4 separate regions of the Homo sapiens genome follow, and all the other regions are linked to region 1. A link is a contact called in ENCODE Hi-C or POLR2A ChIA-PET data. All regions are on one chromosome and are shown on one strand. The core of a region is the stretch at or near the end of the contact, and the rest is flanking DNA. Distances in the headings are between cores, read along the strand shown.

Region 1 (4,938 bases), core at 805-3,304:
ACTCTTGGGTGGGAACTGGTGTTTTTTCCCTTGAAAGGAAGAGATAGAGGACATTTCAAGAGATAGGAGCAGAACATTGCCTCTCAAATTGTAAAGAAGGTGACTTCTGAAGCTCATCATTTTAATTTTCCCTCCCCTTTGTCCCTCATCAACTTCTATTCCTGCATCCTCCCTAACCCCTCCATGCGTGCATCACACACACACATACACACACACATACACTCACACTCACACGCTGGGCACAGCAGGCATGCAAGCACAGTTGGGAATTCTGTGAGTCCTTCTAGACTAAGGAAACTCAAACTAAAAAGTAAAATCTATTAATAACAACTCCCTCCTCCCCATTTACTACGGAATTTGCTCTTGCGGATTCTCTAGAGCGCCCTCATGTGACGCCCTGTTGTAATAGCATTCAAGACTTTGGAAGGATATAAGGATCTGTTGAAACACTGTATCACCACAATTCAAAGTATCACTTTTCCGGATGAATAACGCCTAGTATTTGATAGCACAAAACGAGGACTGTAGTCAATAATAATTTAATTGTACATTTTTTTAAATGCCCAAATTATTTAAATTTCAGAAAGAGATGGGCCCTTCAGGGAGAGGAAGGCTCGGCTGTCTTAATCTCTGGGAGCCCTGTAGAAGAATGAGAAGACAAACAGCTGACTTTTTTCTAATTTTTAACAGCTACTTGTGGACCAAGGTGACACTTAGGAATCCCAAGAAGCTCCAGCCATAAAGGGAGTCGGTATCCTTCCTCCAATTGTAAACCCCAGCACTCCCACTGAACACACTGGCCATGCCAAAAGTTCACACATCGGCCACGCAAAGAGCTCAAAGAGATCCATTCAGTACCTGGGAAGGCACGATCACTACGGGGAGAATCAGAAACCACGCGATCGCCAGGTGGCCTTCAAAGAAGCCTCCTCCCAGAAGGTCCAGAATCCCATCCAGAGACATTTCTGTCACTCTTCTCAAGCCACCTCATCATCTCTCTCTGCAGTTGAACTGCTGATGTTTCTGAGATTGTGGGTTTGTTCAAAATGAAGCTTGGCAGAATCATAATTTATAGGCTAATATTTTGTAAGTAGAGACAATTCATGACTTAGAATCTTATGAATAAATTGCTCCTGTTTTATTGCTCTGTGTGTGTGTGTGTGTGGGTGTGGGTGTGGGTGTGGGTGTGTGTGCATATAACTTTTCTTTTTCCACGTTTACCTCTTGAGTGGGCCCATTAAACTGAGAAGTACTGCGTGAGGTCTTGAGATAGCACAAGCCTTCGCCACCCCTGTAAAGGTGTGACGTGTGTCTAGGCAAAACCCTGGCAGGTCTCCAGGCGGTCCTTCTGAGTTAGGGCTCTGAACACTCTCTCTTAAAGCCCTGAGCTATGAACACAGCTTTGAACGGGACAGAGAAAGACCAAGTCAGAGGGGGAGCAGCTGTGTCTTTCTCCTCTCTGCTTCATTATAGACAAAATTGACCTCTGGGCCAAGTCTCATTAACTAATTGAAGAGTTCATAGTCACACAGTGTTTCTCAAAACGAGATTCAGAGAACACGAGCATCAGAAACACCTGAAGTGTTTGTTGGAATTGCAGCTACCTGGGCCCCATTTGGTGCCTGTTGAATCAGAATCTGTGGTATAAGAACCTAAGATCTGCATTTCCAATACACTTATAAGTTGAGTGTCAAGCACAGTAAAGTTTGGGCAGCCCGTCCCTTAATCTTTTCACATCCCGTCAGATTACAGATTTATATTTTAACAAAAGCCTTTATTTCCATAAGCCAACAGGGGAACTTCAGATACTGCTGTGGGGCAGCAGGGGAGATGTTGTTAAGCAAAGGGAGAAGGGCTTCCAGCGCCTCTTGATTTTTTCTGCAGAGGTAGCTGCACATGCAGCTGGTCAGAGTTTACCTTCTATGTCCTACCCCTGTGAATGCACCCCAGAGCTGGAGCACGCATTGAGGTCAGGGGGGCGCCTACCTGGAAGGACCTACCTGGAAACTGGATATCCAGTGAGGAGAGGAGAAGGGGCTGTCAGAAAATCAGCTCACCTCTAGACGGCGGCAACTCAGATAAGAGGAGCTTGTACTTCCGGTCTCTCCTCCCTCATCCCTTTCTGGTTGGGAAATTTTGTTCAAGCTACCGCTGTATGCTTCTGTTTTCTCTGAAGAAAATGGAGACTAATATTTATGCCTGCCTCAATAAATACATTTTTATTATAATTAATTTTGAAAGGTCCTGAGATTGGTAGGAAGATCACGTCCTCAGAGGCAGGTGTTGTGAACAGTGGATATGAAGTTGCATGGAAAATCTTCCACATGCTCAGTCCATCCCCAAGGGAAAAGGAATGTCTGGTGGGAAGTGAAGAGCTCTGAGCCCCTGCCTTCTCTGCTGCAGCACCCACCATCTTCCTCTTCTATTCCAGCCATGCGAGGCTTTTTTCTATTCCTTGAACCCAACAAACATTGCTCGTCTTCAGCCAGGATTGGGAAGCACTGCTCAATCCACTGCTGTATATAAATCTAGCTCACGGGTTGGGACTTTTCAGGCAGGGAAAGGCTCATTAGGAAACTGAGGCTGATTTTGGATGTTTCCAGGTCAGGAAGGTTGTATGTGTAGGTTTTCTTCTGCATTGGGCACAGAACATTGGATGGTCATTCTCATTCCCATCTTTGGCAAGGGCTGGGATGAAGTATGTGCTGGTGGTTCCTGAGCTGCCTAGCAGAGACGTGGGCTTGGGGAGGAGGACATTTTCTTTCCAGCAGGTGCTCGAGAGGACTCAAAGAGGTGATGAATGGAGCAAACAGAGCCTGGACTCCATCCAGGTAGACAGGGCTTATACCCAAATCTGTCACTTACTAGTTGTATGATCTTGGTTAAGCCTTAGTTTCCTCCTCTATAAAATGACTCTAAATAGTAACACCTACCTCAGAGTTGTTATGAAGATTAACAGACATAAGGTGTGTAAACCAATTACACTGTGTCTAGTACACATGACTGCCCTGTTCATACTAACTATGGTGATTTGATGTTTGGGAGCCACGCTTTTTAGTCTTTAAGGTCTGTGTAATCTCGCTGTCTTGTTTTATTTTATATTTCCCCATTTATTCTCTATTCTCGCTCCTGTTTCCTCCCATTTCCCTCTCCTGTCTTCCTTCCTGGGATTTCTTATATGTCCTTAGATTATCTCCAAAAAACACAGAACTTGGTTTTGTGTGTATATTAAAGTTTAATATCCTTAAGTAGTAACGTGCTATAAATCGTTTACCACCTTTTGCACTCAACACTAAGATTTTTAGAGGTATCCATATTATGGTTTGCCAGTGGTTCTCAACTTCACTATGAAACAGAATCACTTGGGAGCTTTTGAAAAATTTCAATACCTGGACCTCCATTCCAGTTATTCTGATTTAATTTGTCTAGGGTGCGGGCCAAGCCTCAGGTCATTCTAAAGTGCAGCCAGGATTGAGAAGCACTGCTCAATCCACTGCTGTATATAAATCTAGCTCACAGGTTGGGACTTCTCAGGCAGGGAAAAGCCCGGGGTTCACCTTTTTCTGCCTCACCAAGTCTCTGCAGTAAAATCAGGTGATGACGACCCTAAGGACAGCGTTAAAAGGAAAAAGAAGAGAGGAGAAGGCAACTTGCAGCCTAAGGCATATGTAAGAAAGAGCAGAAATCAGAACTCCTACTCTGCCCTATTTGTCAGAGTCATGTTATTGATTCATCTGTTCGTCCATTTAATCACCCAGGATTTACTGAGCTCCTCAGACATTCTGCTAGGTGCAGGGAATACAGCAGTGAACAGGGTAGACAGTCTCAACACTCAGTGGCTTTCATACCTGTTAAAATAAAGCTTCTCAGGCCTCATGTCGAGAGCTTCTGACCCAGTAGGTACAGGGCTTGGCTCAGGAGTCTACATCTTGAAAAAGTGCAGCAGGTGATACCAATGCCTATGATCCTGGGAATCTTTTGTAGAAAATTGGTCTAGCCAATTTATGAGTCAGGTTGTTTTTAAGCATGCTTGATAAATTTAGCCCATTTCTCCCTTTTAGAATTTTTTTTGAAACAGCAGAACCCCTATTTACTATGTGTCTTCAGCAGCAACTACAGCCTTAGAACTCTCTTCCTCTGACTAGACATTCCTATACATGATACCACCAACAATTAATTCATTGTTGCTGGTGCACCCACATTATACAGTTGCTATAGAGTCATGGTCACATTTAAGCCCTACCAAAACTCTGCGAGGTAGGTCTCATCCTTCATATGAGAAAACTGAGGCTCATGTTGGTTAAGTGATTTTCCCAAGATTATACCTCCAGGAATTAACCACATGTCCCTCTGCTTCAAGACCTGGGCTTCTCGCCACCATATTGCATGAGGCTCCCTAGAAGGCCAGGACAGTCTTCACTCATCCTGTTATCTCTTGGAATACCCAACTACACTAACAGATGGCTATTCCAATCACAATCACTGAACCAGTTATTAGCTGGATGCTACATTCTTTCCATACACAAAGTATACAGAGGAATCCCTCTCATCTGGAGTTAACTGGCACTAGTAGCTGGTTGGCTCATTGGAAAAACGTAGCTCAATCTGGGAATCATTAAAAGGTGATGTATGTATACAGTAAGTATTTTATTTTAACCTGAAATATATAAATGTATATTCATGAGCCAGACCTCTAATGTGGAGCCAAAGGGTTTTTTAATTTTTTTCCACTTTAAGTTCTCTGATTGGAGTTTCAGTACTCTTTCTAACATAACCTATACCGATAATATATATTCTAGAACTTCTAATGTTTATTTTCTTAAAGTAGAGTAAAACATATTTGTACCTTCTAAATAAGCTAAGTACAAAATCCTATTAAAATACATAATTCAGGAATATATTAAAATTTTAAATATACAGATAAGTTGATAAAATGGC
Region 2 (5,501 bases), core at 579-3,078, 160 kb before region 1:
GGAGAGAACCAAGGTTCAGAGGTGAGGAGTCCTGTTTCCCCTGCATCCCTGGCAAAGGGCCTCCAGGGGAGGAGGTGTGGGGTCTTACACTGCAGCCACCCCGGGAGTGGCCTGGAGAACAGGTCCTGGGATGCACCAGTGCCCAGAGCAGGGCTGCCTGTTTCCAGGGAGCAGGAGAGCTGGGGCAGCTTACCAAGTGCGGCCCAGTCCGTGTGGGAGGTGGATGCGAACAGTACGAGGGCGGCAGTACACCACGACCGAGGTACCCAGGAATAGATCCTGTGCTGGCCCCAGATTCTTTCTGAAGGAAGTGAGGTCCTCACACCCCACCCACAGTTCGAGCAGAGCAGGTCTTTTACAGCCTGACAGAGAAGACGTCACTCTCCAGAGCTGGAAGACCTAGCTTTTGATGCTGGCTTTTGCTCATTGCCAATGTGACCTTCAGCTAATCCCATAACCTCTCCAAGCCTCAGTTTTCTCAGCTGTAAAATGAGACTAATAAAAGTAGTAGTAGCCGTAATAATCATCATAATAAAAAGTGTCTAACACTTCCTGAGGGCCTAAACATGCTAGGACTATTCTAAGCACATTCTAGATACTATTTTATTGAGATTCCATCTCAGAACACTCTGCTTGGGTGGGTCCTAGTTTTGTCCCCTTTCTAAAGATAACAGGACTTATCCCAGAGAGTTGGATTGAGTTTTAATTCAATGAGTTAAAATTTATCAATCTTTTCCTGGCATACAGTAAGGTACATAGTAAATGACATATCTGTTAATATTATTTATTTTGCCCCCCATGGAGAGCCAGGATCCCCCAGATTCTTCCATGCATTTTGAGATGAGTTTGAGCCCCTCTGGAGGCTGCTTCAGATGCTCTGTGAATCACACAGATCATTTGGTTTACTTCTTAGTGCCCAGCTTAGCAGTGGGCACACAGTAGGAACTGGGGCAGCAGGTCTGGGCTGCACTTCCAGCAGAGTGTATGTGGGCCCTGAAGCTCTTTCACAGATATGGTTTGTTTTTTGCCCCTTGGATTGGTCCATAAACCTCAAGGGCTCTTCTGAATGACAAAGGCAGTGATCGGATCTGTTTTTCCTCCTGTATCCTGCAAATGGCTTTTCAGTGTGTCTGTCCCAGGTGGCTTGGATGTCAAAAGCCCGTTGGAGCCAGGCAGTTGTTTCATTGGTGAATATTGTTCTCCTTGGGAGTGAGCCCAGCCACCTCTCAGGAGTGCATGTCTCTGAGCATTGCTTGGTTCCAGCAACATGAATCTCAATTTCTTTTGACTCAACAGCAGTAGAGCCCTCCCTTGGAAGTTACACTGGGTGAAGTATTGATTGGAGCAGATGTAATGGGCTGATAAGCTTTCTGAGTGCCAAAGAATATTGGCTTCTTATAAGTGTCTTGGCATTTGTGGATCTCCTCTCATTGGGTCCTAGATGAAGCCCCACTGAGGCTGTCCTCTGTAATCAGCAGGGCAGGCTTCACCCTGTGAGATTGGGTTACACTTCACGCATCTGTCTCCCCAGGTTTCTGGGTGAAATCATTTTCAACCTGAATGCTTACTGGTTGACAAGCTACATACTGTCATCCCTGATGGATGGGATGGTGGGAGAAAAGCTACCACCTCATTAAGGGCACAGGTTAACTGAGGGTGATGGATTTTTCATAGCTCTGAGAAAGTCTACAAATCCTTTGTATAAACACTAGCTTGACAGTGAAAACAATTTTCCCTTCTTTTGTTGAGGGCAGCAGACAGAGTAAATATTGACAGATGGACAGGTGTGCTTTGCTAAGAGGCCCACGGCAGGTAAACGAAGCAGGGGAGGAATGCTTTGGTTGAGTCATTATCAACAAAGGGAAAGCCATTCTCTTTGGGCTCCATGTTTGGTATGATGGAGATTTTATGAGCCTGAAGAGGCAAGTTGGAACTTTGTAAGGCATTAAAGGCACATCTAGGGCTTGAATTTACCCACACCCACCCCGCCAAGATTCTGATGCAGAGGGCCTGAGGTGGAGCCCAGGCATCCATCTGTATGTTTACAAAGCTTCCCAGTGGTTTGGAGGGATGTGGTCCAAGGTGGTGAGCCCTCTTAAGACAAAAATGTTTGTGTTTAGTGTGACCCTACTCCCCAGGCATTTCCCAAATATGCTGTCTCGTCCTGAGAGCTTGGGGACAGTGTAGGTGATGCAAAGATACTACCTTAACCTAAAACTTTTAGAATGTTCAACTTGGACATTGCTGGGAAGAGAGCCTCATCAGGTACAAAGATGGATGTCCCAGTTGAAATTAAATTAAATTAAAATTAAAATCCAAACCCTGACAGGCCCCACTTGACCTGCCTACCATTCTATCAATCCCTCTGGCCTCACTGCCCCTTGCTCCCTGTACTTTAGGCTCCTGCCCTGATTAGCTCCTTTCTCCTCTGGCCCCCTCCACACATGCTATTCCCTCAGCCTGGATGCTCTTTTCCCGCTTTCTGTAAGGCCATCTCTGAACCACCCCCGGAGTTCAGAAGGTGTTCCCCATTATTCTCCCTCCTTATACCCTGTCTTCTTATTTATGAAAATGGTTGTCTTTTGCTTTTTGATCATCTCCCACATCATACTGTAAGTTCCATGAAAGCAGAAGCATTTTTTATTTCTACTACCATTGTGTCCTCAGAGCCCAGTGGACTTCCTGGCACATAGTATGTGTTCAATACAGGTTTACGTGGTGGTTGAATGAATCCACACAGAGCTGAATGAACTCACCATCTGTATTAGTCTGTTTTCATGCTGCTGATAAAGACATACCTGAGGCTGGGTAAATTATAAAGAAAAAGAGGCTCCACATGGCTGGGGAGGCCTCACAATCATAGCAGAAGGAGAAAAACTGTTCTTATATGGCAGTGGCAAGAACTTCCATGGCAGTGGCAAGAGAACTTACATGGCAGTGGCAAGTTCTTACATGGCAGTGGCAAGAGAGAATGAGAAAAACCAAGCAAAAGGGATTTCCCCTTATAAAATCATCAGATCTTGTGAGACTTATTCACTAAGAACAGTATGGAGGAAACTGCCCCATGATTCAAGGATCTCCCACCGGGTTCCTCCCACAACATGTGGGAATTATAGGAGCTACCATTCAAGATGAGATTTGGATAGAGACATAGCCAAGTCATACCACCATCCATCCTCAAAGGAACCTAGAGACCACAGCCTGATGTTTCAAGAGTCCAAGCTATTTTTTCTAAGAAAGGCACAGTTAGTGTGAAATAATGAAGTCGCATTCTTGGCTTCCTTGGTCAATGGCCCTCACAGTCTTCTGGCATTGCTTTTTCCCGTTGAGTCAGCTCTCTCCCATCTCATTCTAGGCTCCCCCGCCCACCTTCCCTCACTCATGCCATGCCCTTGTTTCCTTCTTTAGGGAAAATCACAAGCCACTGAGAAAACTCCTCTCAATGTTCTCACTCCTTTCTCCTTCCCTTCTTCATTTATGTCCATATCTTTCCTACCTTAGAGTCTCTCAGAGGCTGAGATGTCTTGTACTGAGGGTAGAACTAGGTCTGGGAAGGGGGCTGGGAGACACATGGGTCCTGGAAGAAGCTGGTAAGCAAAGGACAACCTCTAATATTTCCAACTGCCTTTAGCACCCTCTGCCTTCTAAATTAGCCTTGGTGGGAAAGTAGAGGCCCACTCCAGGTGGGGGCTACCATAAGCCATCTCTTGTCACCAAATCCTTCCTCTGTATATGCCTTTCCACCAAGTCATATGATACAGATGAAATGAAGTTTGCCTTCAAGGGGTTTAGAGTCACATTTAAGTATCAGGTTAAGTACCTCAACCTTGAAAAACACACACACACACACACACACACACACACACACACATAAACACACACACGTGACAAAAAAATAAAGATGGGCAGAAAGGGGATCCATTCTATTGTTAGATCAAAAATTTAAAAATATAAACCTAATTGAATTCATGCTTTATGGAAATGGCTTTTAATTGGTGAATCAGATTAGCACAGTAGCATAAGATGGCAGGAAAGACAAGAAGATAAGGAATTTGGTTTGTATCCTACTTTTACTATTTGCTAGACTTTGTTAAGTCACTTAACCTTTGATCTGGAAACTAGGAATAATTTTTAATTTTTAAGGATTAAATAACATTCTTGAAGTGAAAGTTTCTGGTACAAAGTAAGTACACAGAATAAAATTAGGTCACATTTATTGGGTGCTTACTATGTGCCAGAAACTTCGAGATGCTTTGCCTTTGCTAACTCATTTAATCCTCACAACAGCTCCATAGATGTTTCCCTGCTTTACAGAAATGGAAACTGAGGCACAGAGAGGTGGCAGAACATACCAGCAAATGGGGATTCAGAATTTTTCTACAGGGGCTGGACCGTCACCACCTTTCCACAGTTCCCCTCTGTCCGTAAAAAATTGCTCTCTCTATGCGTTAGTTCATCAGGGTTCTTCTGTATTGAAATGAGGGAAGAGATGAAAATAGTATCACTTTAAATTTTTCAGCATGAAACTGGAAGGCAAAAGCAGATGGGTATGTCCTGGGATTGAAAAAATAAGTTGAGCACCTCATGTTTTTCAAAATATTTCTTAATAAAAGAAGTAGAGACTGTTTGAATTATAAGGGCTGTCATCTGTCATGTAAGACATCATTCCCTCTCTGCCAATGCAAAAATCTCCTCTGTTGGAATTTGACCTATTATGGGAGCTTCTTCTTGAGTGGGGCAGCCCAATGCACTTGAGTTTCCTTATCCTTTTGACATGCGATTGTTGCTGGTCCCTGGTGCCCTCTGTGCCCGTGGGCTGCACCTAGAAGATGCCATTCTCATCAGCAAATGGCTAGAAGTTCAAACTTACATGAGTCAACATTTCCAAGGATTTATAGTTGTAGGCATTTCTATTCCTACTGTCTTCACTAGATATTTACTGCAAGTGCCTGTGTCCAGGAATGACATTTCTATGTGGGCAACAGAGCTGACATCAGCTTAGTGTTTCCTGTTTCAGCCTGATGTTTCCATGGCTCAGTATTAATTGTGGCAGTATAGAGGGTTTTAGCATCCAGATGACACCTCAGAGCAAGAATATCTGCCCCCACCCTCCCACCCCCAGGCCCTGAAGTCACTGACACCTTTGACACCATGCTTCATCCTTTGTAACTCTAAACTAAGTTCTTCTGACTCCAAAAGGTCGGTGTTTAATTATTTCATTCATTTCCCCATTCATCCATGAATCCATCCACCCATCCATCCATCATCCGTTGTTCAACATGCATTCATCCATCCATTGGTCCATCATCCATCTACTCATCATCCACCATTCATCCATCCCCATCATTCATCTACCAATTCACTCATCCACCCATCCATCACTCATCTACCGTTCCACTTATTACCCATCATCCATCCATCCATAAATCCAACATCCATTCATCCATTTGTCATAACCACATACTGAGCACTGATTGTGAGCCAATCCAATTCTCAGTGCT
Region 3 (5,153 bases), core at 1,915-4,414, 220 kb before region 1:
AAAAAAAAAAAAACCCTGCCACTATCACAACACACTCCTTTTTACAGAGAGATGCTAAAGGCAAAAACTCTTGGAGATGATATGAATCCAGATAATGGTACAAAAATGGTTAGCTTAAAAAGCAAAGACCAATTTACTCAAGAATGTTTAAAACATTATGGAAGCCTGAACAAAAATCACGTACAGTCTCCTGCTACATAAAGAAATTTAGTGGCTTAGAAGAGGGAAGGTTATCAACAGGTAGTAAAGCTGACAGGTGAACTGAAGGGGTACTTTCAAGAAAATAGCAAGAATTGCTGAGACTTTTGAAGGTGAAGAATGACTGCACAGATTAGCCTACCTAGAAGACATTTTTCATCACGTGCATCAGGGAAACAAGTCCGTGCAAAGGATTAGAAAGAATGTTTTGACTTCAAGTGACAAGATTCTTGGAAAAAATGATGTTGCAAAAGGAAATCTTGACATATTTTTATTGCTGCTAGAGGAAGGATATCTACAAGCCTCGTCTTATTATAAACCACCTAGAAGATCTGCAGTACCAAAGTGAAGAGTATTTTCCCTCCCTTTTGACACACGTGTATGATGGAGTGAGGGATCCTCTTTCTCCAACTTCTGCTCAGCCTGAGAACTCTCGACTGTGAGAGAAGAGGAAGAATTTGGTGAGGCACAGTCAGATTGTACGCTGAAGATGAGGTTTATTGATCTGCCCCTCCTCAAGTTCTGGGTTCTGTGAAGAAGAGTCTCTTGCCTTCCAAAGATACTCTTAAAAGAAAAGCAAGGGCATTTTTGCTGCAGTTTTCAGCTTCCTACATGTGTGATTAAGCTTTTCCTTGTTTAACATGCACCAAGAGCAAGGACAGAACTTCTCTCACTTAAGATGGAAATAAGATCTCTATGTACTTATTTCAAGTTTAACCAAGAGTTGAGTAATTGTGCTGAAAAAAAAAAAGCACAAATCTCACATTAAAAAGGTAAATGTTAGTTTTTATGTCAGAATAACATTGTTAATACACACACAAGCCTATATGAAAGCAGGAAACTAACGCATGTCTGTAATTATTTTGAGACAGCCTGCCTAAAGTTTAGCCTAATTATGTTAATAAGAAAAAATTTTTTTAAGAATTATATAAATTGTCCTAGGCCATATTTTTATTCACGTTGCTTTAGTTTGTGATTTCAATAGCTTTACTATTCAACAAAGTGTCAATACATTTTCAGGTTGTAAATACACATGTCACAATATAATGTATAACCTTTATTTAAAATATATCAAGCTACCTTTAGAGAAATTAAATTCCATTTTTTCTTAAGCCAATTATTTAACAGAAATGTATTGCATTCTCTTTATGAATTTTAAAGATGAATAGAAAGGAAAGAATGAGTAATTTCAAAACATGTAAGTTAAGTGTAGTTGCTTATTTTGCTCTGTAAAGTTTGGCTTAAAAAAGGTTTTAAATAAGGGGTAAAAACCTACTCTTGCACAGGCTATGTATTACATAACATTCACCTCTTGTACAGTAGATATTTAAGACTTTAGTCCTAGTTAAAGAAGTTTTCTTAAAAATTAAATAGGAAGGTTAAAAAAAGGAATGTGGGGGATGAAAGTTTATTCTACCTGCATACTTGGCCTGCATTAGGGTTGATATTCTTTATAGGGAGCGGGAAACCACAGAAAAAGATTAGGCTATTTGGTAAGCAAAATAGAGTGACAGATGATATTCTCTGCTCAAAAGAGCATTGACAAATTATTATTGGACTATGATATCTACAAGTTACTGGTTATGCTAATATACCAGGAGCTGTAGATAAAATATTTAGGTTCCTTGAGACCTTAAGATTATTTCAAGGGTTGGAAAGGCTAGTCTAGAGATTCTCTGGGTTCAGTTTCACAGGAGACCCACTTATCTTCTCCTGGATCCAGGGTATCCAAGTGATGTGGGGGACTATGTTGTTGAGGCTCCTATGATATAGATGCTCCGCCAGCCCCCTGTTTTCAGCCTAGGCTCACCTCCCACCTCCTGTGGTATCTGCTGCTCCACTTCCTGAGATATTCCAAGGCTGTCAGTTATGAATTAGCTTACCTCCCATTGGCTGCTGCCTCTGCCATGGCTTGGCCTTCCATAATTCAGTCTGGGTGGGCAGCCCTGGGAGAGAACCACTAAATTGGGTGATGCACTATGATTCAGTTATTTCTAACGCATTCTCAGACAGTGCTGGTCTTCAGCTCGCCCCACTCTTCGCATTCCCTCTTCTCAGACTTTGCGCTTTCCCAGCTTCCTGAGTCCATACCATCCCCTCATCTCCCCTAGTCCCCAGCCAACCCAGCCAGTGCCCTGTTATTTATTTATGGAGTGGCTCATCTTATTTGAGGATGACCCAGATTCCTTCCATCTATGAATCCTTATTTGCCAGCTGTCCTGTTACAAGCCCTGGGTAAGTTATATTAATAGACAGTGACTCATAGCACCGCACAATAATATAACCACCAGAGCCACTTAAGAGGGATGATATGAATGCACTGATTCCAGGTGGTCTGGGCCATATAATCAAGACAGCTACCTTTAGATGGTGGTGATGATGATAGGGGATCTAGTCTATTATTTTCTGGTCCCTTTGTAGAGTCTATTTATTTAAGCTTCTCTTGCCTGTATGAAATGGGTATTTTCTATTTTGTATATGAGAAAAAAGATCTCTGAAGTGTTAGCCAACTTGCATCAGGTCATAGCTGACTTGCATCAGCCAAGGCTGGAAGGGAAGTCTCTCTGATGCCCAAGCCCATGTTTTTCCACTGTCTGTTGCCTCAACTTTGATTATTTTCTGAGCAGCTTCAAGCAGGAAGAAGGAGATTTTTTTTGCCCACCTGACCATTATATTTTTACTTAGAGTTTCTGAACATTGTTGGCAATTTCTATTTCCAAATGTACTCGGTCGAATCCTCCCTTTGTAGGTGCTCATTGGCTCACAGAGGAATTGGCTGTAGTTTTGCTCACCCCTGCCAACCTCTTCCCTGTTGCCCCAGTAAGAAAGAACTGCCAGTGTTTGTACCATGCATGGACCTAATTAGTAGCTTTAATCAACCAGTACAAAGAGTGCCTTCCCTTTCCTGCTCTTGAGATTTCCAAATGTGCCTGCAGGATGGTTGCCTGTGATGCCTGGTGGTGCTCCCACAAAGGTGGGTTCCAGCTTATGCTCCTCATCAGCTCACGTGCCTGTGTCTCATGGTACTTGGTTCTAGCTGGGATGTTTTTGTTCCTCGAGGAGTCCAGGTGTCCTGTTTTTCACTCTCTGGGCCATGTGATTCCAGTGTGTTTATCTCAAATAATGTGTTCTGTTGCAAAAGGGAAAGAGCTAACATTAATTGGATGGAATTCTCAAGCCTAACATTGTACTAGCCGTTTTACATGCATTATCTCATTTAATCCTTACAGCAATCCAAGAGAGAGACAGTATTAAAGGCATTTACTGATTCATCAATAAACAGCATTGAAAATAGAGTATGTCCCGGAGTATGTTCCATTTGTGTTAGGTTGTTAAGTGCTGTGGGTACAGGGTAAATAACGGACAGTTTCTGTCCTCAGGGAACATGTAGTTAAAGGAAATTACAAATATTAAAACAAATAACTGTAAGTACCATGGACGTTGTGATGCTAACAACATGATCGGTATTATCACCGCAGTGACTACAGGCTCTATTACAATGCCCACAACTGCTCAGACGTGGTTTCCCAGTTATTCCCCATGACATCCTTTTGAGGTCTACAGTATCAAAATCCTATTTTCTGTTGAGACAACTGAGGCTTAGAGAGTTAAGTAATTTGTCCAAGATCCCATTAACAGAAATTGTTTGAGGATTAAAGAAGAAATTATGTGTAATATGGCAGGCAATGTAGCATAATGGTTATCAACAGGAAGACCCAGACTGCATGAGTTCAAATGTAAGCTGTGCTAGTTACTAGCTGCTTCATCTAGGAACAATTGTTTAACTCTTTGTGTCTCAATGGTCCCAATCTGTGAAATGGGAATAATAGTAGTACCTGCTCATAGTTATTATTCCCATGTTACAGGTGGGAAAACTGAAGCAGAAATATTAAGTCACAGGTTTATGGTCAGTGGCCAACCTGAGGCTCAGCCCAAGTCTACCTACCTGCAAAGTTAATGCTGTTACTATCGTCCTCTAGAAGAAGTTGGATTATTTTCCAGGCCATCAGAACACCAAGTTGATTCCTGGACCCCCTTACAATGGTGTCAGAGTAAAATGCCAAAGTACCTTTTGAAAGATGTCACTGGGCCTCCACCATTTGATATCTGGCCCTGGACACATTTACAAAGCAACATTTATGGGAATCTTCACTCAAGAGAAATGTGCTTAAATATAAGTGCTGGTGTGTAAACATGAATTGGCAAGTGGATGAGGAAGGAAAAAAATGAAGCTGGACAGGCCTTCAAGACAGAGAAGACCTCTGGGACTGACTGTGTGCATGACTGTGTGTGTCTGGTTGGGGTGGGGTCATCTCATTTGTGGAGAGAGCTTCTCTTCGAGATAAAAGGGACCTCTTCCTGCCAGAGATGAAAGAATGAAATGGTTTTATGCAAACGGTCCCCACTGAGAAGTGCCAGATCTCCATTAAAGGTGTCTGTCTTGTGTAACTGGTATTCAGAGCTTGACTCGCCAAGACCATTTGTTCTCTGAGGATGTCTAGAGACAATAAGGCTGGTGTTTCTTCTTGGACACACACACACACACACACACACACACACACATTTTGGCTGTGCTAGAGCTTTCAGCTGCCAACATATTCCCTGCCTGGGCTCCAGCGACAGCTGATAACCCCCATTAACATCTTGCTGCAGATGCTGGCAGCCTCACAGATCAGTCCCTACCTCAGGGCAGATTGCTGCAGAGCAGTTCCTCCCCCTTTCTTCCTCCACCACAACCCTATTAGGACCAAACATGTTTTTCCTTTTACCTCAGACATGCTTCTTCTTGTCTGGCCTCTTGTTTTTCTCCTGTACAGATTTATGAGGAGGATTCACGGAAACCCCCTGAGCCTCAGCTAGGCCTAGGGACAAGGCTAGCTTCTAGGAGGCATCTCATGGTTTGCATTCCATTCCATCCCCTGACCCTTTCGATCATGGAAGCTCACACACACGTA
Region 4 (5,200 bases), core at 1,350-3,849, 240 kb before region 1:
GCCCAGTCTGTGCTTTCAAGATGGTGCCTCATGGCCTTCCCCACCAGAGAGGATGCATGCTGTGTCCTCACATGTCTAAGGGACAGAAAGGCAAAAAAGGGTGTAACTAGTTCCCTCCAGCCCTTTTGTAAGGTTGCTAATCCCATCCATGAGGGCAAGTCCTCGTGGCCTAATCACCTCCTAAGTGCCCTGCCTCTTAATAGTGTTGCACTGGGGATTAAATTTTCAATATATGAATTTTGGGAGGACACAGATATTCAAGCCACAGCAAGGTAGGGGTGAGGCAGTGCAGTGAGGGGAGGGGTGGTGGAAGCAGGAGTGGGACAGTGATGGAAAGATGGGTGAGTGCTGAAGAAGGGAGAAATGGAGTGGCAGGAAGGGGAGAAAGAGCGACCCAATGGGAGATGGTGCTGAGTTGCCTTCTTTATAATTTTGCAGCCCCATTAAGAAGAAATAGAATCAGTTCTGTGGCAAATGAGGATTTTAATGAAAGCCGAGAACATGATTACTTTACCTTGTAGAGAAAATAGCCTTCCTTTTTAGACCAATTTTATAAGAAGACCTCAGGAGAAACAGTACATTTCTATAAGTGACTTTATTAAGAGGAAACTTTCTGCAGTGTGGCAATGGCAGCCTTGCCATTTTTCATGTTTCAAGTGTCGAGTTTCACTTTTCCTGCTAGCAGAGAGGCCTTCAGCTTAGATACCTCCAATTTATTTCTGTTTGGCTTTGCAGGCCATTAAGCAATGGATTTGGCCACAGACTCGCCCTTCCTAATGATGTTTTTCTTGGGCTAATATAAAAAACCAGTTGGCAATTGCCAAGTAACCACAGGATGACAGCTTGGAGGAAGGACACAAAGGGTCCAGGTATGTAACAAATGGCAAAAAGAAGTCAGCACGTGATTTAGGCAACGCTGAACCCACAGAGTGGGCAAGGTACCCCTAAAAACATGTCTGTAAATCATTCGTTTGGAGGGGCTAACACAGCTGGAGCCACTGTGGCTCTGGAAAGCCACCATCACTGCCCTTGAAAGACAAATGGAAAAAATAAACCCTTGAGTGCCAGGCTCCTCCATCCTTCAATGCCTAATTGGTTATCCTGGCACAAAAGACTTTTACAATGTCACAAAGCCAAGTTCTATGATGATAGGACAGTGGAAAAGAAAACACTACCAGCGTCAGTGCCCAAAAAGCCACCATGCGAAATGAGGGAGGGACATATTTGAAGTCTGAGTTGTGTTCTAATTTTTCCACCTTGAACAGAGAATGCTCTGAAGGAACTTACCATTTAAATAAAGCACGCTGAAAGTTCTTGAAATCTGGGCGTGGTGGCTCACGTCTGTAATCCCAACATTTTGGGAGGCTGAGGTGGGTGGATCACCTGAGTCCAGGAGTTCAAGACCAGCCTGGCCAACATGGTGAAACCCTGTCTCTACAAAAATACAAAGATTAGCCAGGCATGATGGCAGGTGTCTGTAATCCCAGCTACTTGGGAGGCTGAGACAGGAGAATTGCTGGAGCCTGGGAGGCGGAGGTTACAGTGAGCCGAGATCTCGCCATAGCACTACAGCCTAGGTGACAGAGCAAGACTCTGTTGAGACTCTGTCTCAAACAAAACAAAACAAAAGCTCTTGAAATGTTAATGACAGCTACCATTTCTTGAGTATGCACTCTATGCCTTGCATGGTTCAAAGTGCTGTATGCCCACATTATCTTACTGGAGCCTAAAATCTATAAGAAGACAATACTATTATGATCCCTATGTCCAGGATACTTGTCACCTTGTCTCGGACACACAGAAGTATCTCTAGTTCGAGTGGACAAAAGACTTCCTCGGATGTTGTGTTCAGGCCCCTGCTTGTAACTGAGGATCTCGTGCACTACCCCTGCTGTAGCTGAGTGGATATTTTGGAAACCCGGAATCTAGTTTGGCTCATTCTTTCATCTGGCTCATAGTGATGAGGAAGGGTTGGTGAAAATTCAAGTTGAAAGTGTCAGCTCAGATCCTGGGCTATCTCCATCCTTATCCACCTGTGAATGTACCTCATGATAGTCCTTTCTTTCTGGCACATTGCATCCTCCTCAATCCTGCATCCTCACTCTCTTGACAACTTGAGGCTTGGAAGACTTCAGGTCATCAAAGGAGATAAACTTCTCTCCCCACTGATTTTCATATCCATACAGAAAGAGGGTGAGGTGTTTGCTCTTGATGGTAGCCTTGTCTTTGGAAAGCAGCATGCTCAGTTCACCCTAATTGTTGGTTTGCTGGGACTATAGGAAGGACATTGCTCTCCTCTACCAGATGAGACAAGAAGTCCGAGGCTTAGAGAAGAAAAGATTTGCTCAACTGAATACATTTAAAATGTGAAAGAGCTGGAATTTGAACCCAGACTCCCAAACCCCAGCTCTTAACCACCATGACAGGCATGGCAGCAAATCTAAGAAGCTGTTCCAGAAATAACCAGTAGTCATTCTCTTCAGATCTGTCCAAACCTGATTTCTCTGCCAGCAAAGATAAGCCTGGACTGCTGAGTTTTCACTGTCACGCCTCCTCACATATGAAGGCCTGAGTCCTCCCAGCCTGGCCTGCCTCCCAGTGACAAGTTAGGCTCAGACAGCAGGCTCTGTGCCCATCTGTCTCACTTCCCTCACTGTCCAGAGACCCCTCTCCTTCCTCTCTACTTCCTCCCTTCTACCCCCACTCCCCATCAATATTATCTCTTTTGGATGCAGACCTGCCTTTGAAGTAAACCAGGAGATTTCTTTGAGCGGGGGGTGGGGAGTGGGGGGTTGGGAAAAGTGTCTGGAGAGGTTGGTGAGGAGAAAAAGATGGGAAAGGGGCCTTCATCTTTTTCTTTCAACTCTGACCCGCTGATCAAAGCTCTGGCGGAACAGCAGTATTGAAAGGATCTGGTTGTAAAGACAGGATGGGTGTCAGTCCCCAGGACGGTATTATATGCTTGGAAAGGGATGAGAAATCAATTCATAAAGTAGATGAAAAATAAATAAATTAATTAATAAACCAGTCACAAGCAGGAGGGGAAAAAAAAAAAGCCCTACCATTTGCCCAGTTTCCAAGGAGCTCTTTGATAATACAGTGACTCTAGGCCATACACATTGGTCACATTATTTATCACTGGAGCATGAATGTCCTAACCACATCCAAGGGTTTTCACTGGGCTCCTTAAATCATCCAGGACCACAATGAAATGCAAATAGCCTCATGGAGAATTGGGAACAAAGAAAAGGCAGTTCTGGCCTCCAGCCTCCTCCCTCAAATCTGGAGTCAGCCCCAGGGCCCTAGTGGGGGCTTTTTTTGTTCACTCTGCCAGTCATTTTGTGTTGCTTTGTGTGGCTGGGACGACTGAGTTGGTCTATGGATTGGGTTCCTGGGACCTTTTTGTTGTTGTTGTTGCTTGTTCTTGAATATTGTTGAACCTGATCATAAGGAATGGAGTGCACCTGCAAGTAAGTTACTTTCCCCTAGAAACACCTTAAAGTATTTCTGTCTTTTCTTCATAGAATGATAGAAGTAGAAAAATACAGGATGATATTTGTACAGTTTTGGTTCGGAGTAAGTTAAATACAGAGAGGAAAGAATAAGACTGTTTTGGGCAGTGGGCTGGAGGTCTAGTTTCTCCTCTTGCTGGACTAACTCTGCCTTTCTGGGTGAGTGATGAAACCTCTCTGGTTTTCTGTTGCTTCATATATAAAATGGGGCTACCCATCATGCCCACTTTCTTTACCTCCTGTACCCCAACTTCCCCAGTCATGTGGTCTGAGTGAGACTGACATTCTTCCTAGCTTCAAGAATAGACTCTGACTTGGGCCAATCAGCATGCAGCCCTCTTTATAAACATCCTGATTGGTTCAGATATGGGCACATGATCTAAGCCAATCCAATCCAAGGAAATCTTAGGACTATTGTTGGAAATGCTGAGACACAGTGTCTTATTTCTGTTGGATGTGAATGAAGGATCATGTAGCTGTGGAGCTGTTTTCAGTCATTTTGACACCATGAGGGGAAAGACTACTTGAGAATGGAACCAACATCAAAGAAAATGGACTAATAATAAGCTAAGGAAAAAAAAAAAAAAAGGGACAGAGGGAAACCAGGTCCTGATCTCAAAATACAGTCCTGGATTAAGCTTTGCTGGAAGCTTCTACCATCCTTGGGCCATTCAGTTACATGAGCTAATGAATTCCCTTTATTGTTCTAGTTTGATTTTCCAAACGCTAATCGTCTAGGATTGGTCTGAGTGTCAGGGAACAGACCTTTTGACCTTTGGAGTTTCTTCTAGAAGAGAAAGGAAAAAAATCTAAAAACATTTTTTGGCTGCCTAATTTGTTCTAGGAATTGTTTCAGGCATCAGAGAACACTGGTGAAGAAGCTGTGGTTTTGTGTGTAGACAAACTTGGCTTAGATCCTCAAATCCCAAAGGTGAGTCAAATCCAAAATTCGAAGGTGAATAGGCCCACAGCCTTCATGACTCAAAGAAGGCCATTGAGGTGCTTTATCTCCTGAGCTGTGTATAAGACCTCAGTTGTTCATTTGGGAGATTTGAGTTTCACAATATCATGAATACTTCAGGTATTTACCTTAATAAAATCTCCTTATAGGGTGAGTATATTCATATGGATTACAAGTGTTCACTTGTATTGAAGGAATTAATCCTCAAAGTGCAACTAAATACTAATCAGAAAGATAACTGATTGATAAAGCCCATGTAAGTCTCCTTTTTTTGGCTTGCAGAGGCTTGGTTGGTTCTTTGAAAGCTGATCAGCACATTAGTGTTCACAAGACCTGGTGCTTTGCAAATCAGATGGAATCTGACTGCACTGGCTTTCCTGATATCCTGGGGAAACATTGGCCAACCATATTTTGCTGGGCAGTGGGAGTTGGAAATATTTCTAAATCCATTTTCTCTGTGGGGAGATTGGAGTATGATCAATTATCAATAATCTGTGGCGCTAAAGACAAGACATTTACCACCACACAGTTTTGGCTTTATTTCCTCCACTATGTGGCATAGGTGCCAACATTCCCTGTCCCAGCTCTGGTCCTACCCCAAGGATAGAAATTTCTAGTCAGTTGAGCCTTCTTTCAATACACAAGAAAGGTGTCCTTCAATTTCTCAAGGCAGTGCTTAGGAAAGCCATTTTCTATTTCTTTCACTTAGGATTCTCTTGGCTACAAG

Evidence for each region. A loop is a pair of places that touch in the nucleus more often than their neighbours do. ChIA-PET counts read pairs that join two places held with the same protein, here RNA polymerase II (POLR2A). Pooled maps may share reads with other maps.
Region 2: a map of ascending aorta shows a loop between it and region 1 (2.0-fold over the local background). The contact joins the enhancer-like site here to the promoter of CASC18 in region 1. A Hi-C loop is called at or near these places in 1 of 168 maps with a recorded cell type or tissue (ascending aorta) and 3 of 50 pooled maps. POLR2A ChIA-PET finds 5 or more read pairs at or near these places in 1 of 52 experiments (H1).
Region 3: a loop to region 1 is called in a map of posterior cingulate gyrus, with 2.3 times the contacts of the local background. The contact joins the enhancer-like site here to the promoter of CASC18 in region 1. A Hi-C loop is called at or near these places in 2 of 168 maps with a recorded cell type or tissue (endothelial cell of umbilical vein and posterior cingulate gyrus), 1 of 37 single-sample maps with no recorded cell type and 7 of 50 pooled maps. POLR2A ChIA-PET finds 5 or more read pairs at or near these places in 1 of 52 experiments (WTC11).
Region 4: a loop to region 1 is called in a map of ascending aorta, with 3 times the contacts of the local background. The contact joins the enhancer-like site here to the promoter of CASC18 in region 1. A Hi-C loop is called at or near these places in 2 of 168 maps with a recorded cell type or tissue (ascending aorta and endothelial cell of umbilical vein) and 6 of 50 pooled maps.

What each region holds. Positions count from the first base shown.
Region 1 is chr12:105,701,319-105,706,256 of GRCh38, reverse strand. CASC18 (cancer susceptibility 18) reads right to left here and starts at 2,054. Exons shown (of 5, transcript NR_110109.1): 1 at 2,001-2,054. LOC105369959 (a long non-coding RNA gene) reads left to right here. Exons shown (of 3, transcript XR_945309.3): 3 at 691-1,141.
Region 2 is chr12:105,857,023-105,862,523 of GRCh38, reverse strand. No RefSeq gene overlaps it. Among named protein-coding and RNA genes, the nearest start is that of CASC18, 160 kb to the right of the region's middle. RefSeq lists an enhancer at 868-1,369. Within about 2 kb of position 1,828, at least 3 of the 41 ENCODE cell types and tissues checked have a DNase peak (open chromatin) inside an H3K27ac peak, as active enhancers do; they include ascending aorta, where a contact is called at or near this core.
Region 3 is chr12:105,920,107-105,925,259 of GRCh38, reverse strand. No RefSeq gene overlaps it. Among named protein-coding and RNA genes, the nearest start is that of NUAK1, 220 kb to the left of the region's middle. Within about 2 kb of position 3,164, at least 3 of the 41 ENCODE cell types and tissues checked have a DNase peak (open chromatin) inside an H3K27ac peak, as active enhancers do.
Region 4 is chr12:105,944,095-105,949,294 of GRCh38, reverse strand. No RefSeq gene overlaps it. Among named protein-coding and RNA genes, the nearest start is that of NUAK1, 190 kb to the left of the region's middle. Within about 2 kb of position 2,599, at least 4 of the 41 ENCODE cell types and tissues checked have a DNase peak (open chromatin) inside an H3K27ac peak, as active enhancers do.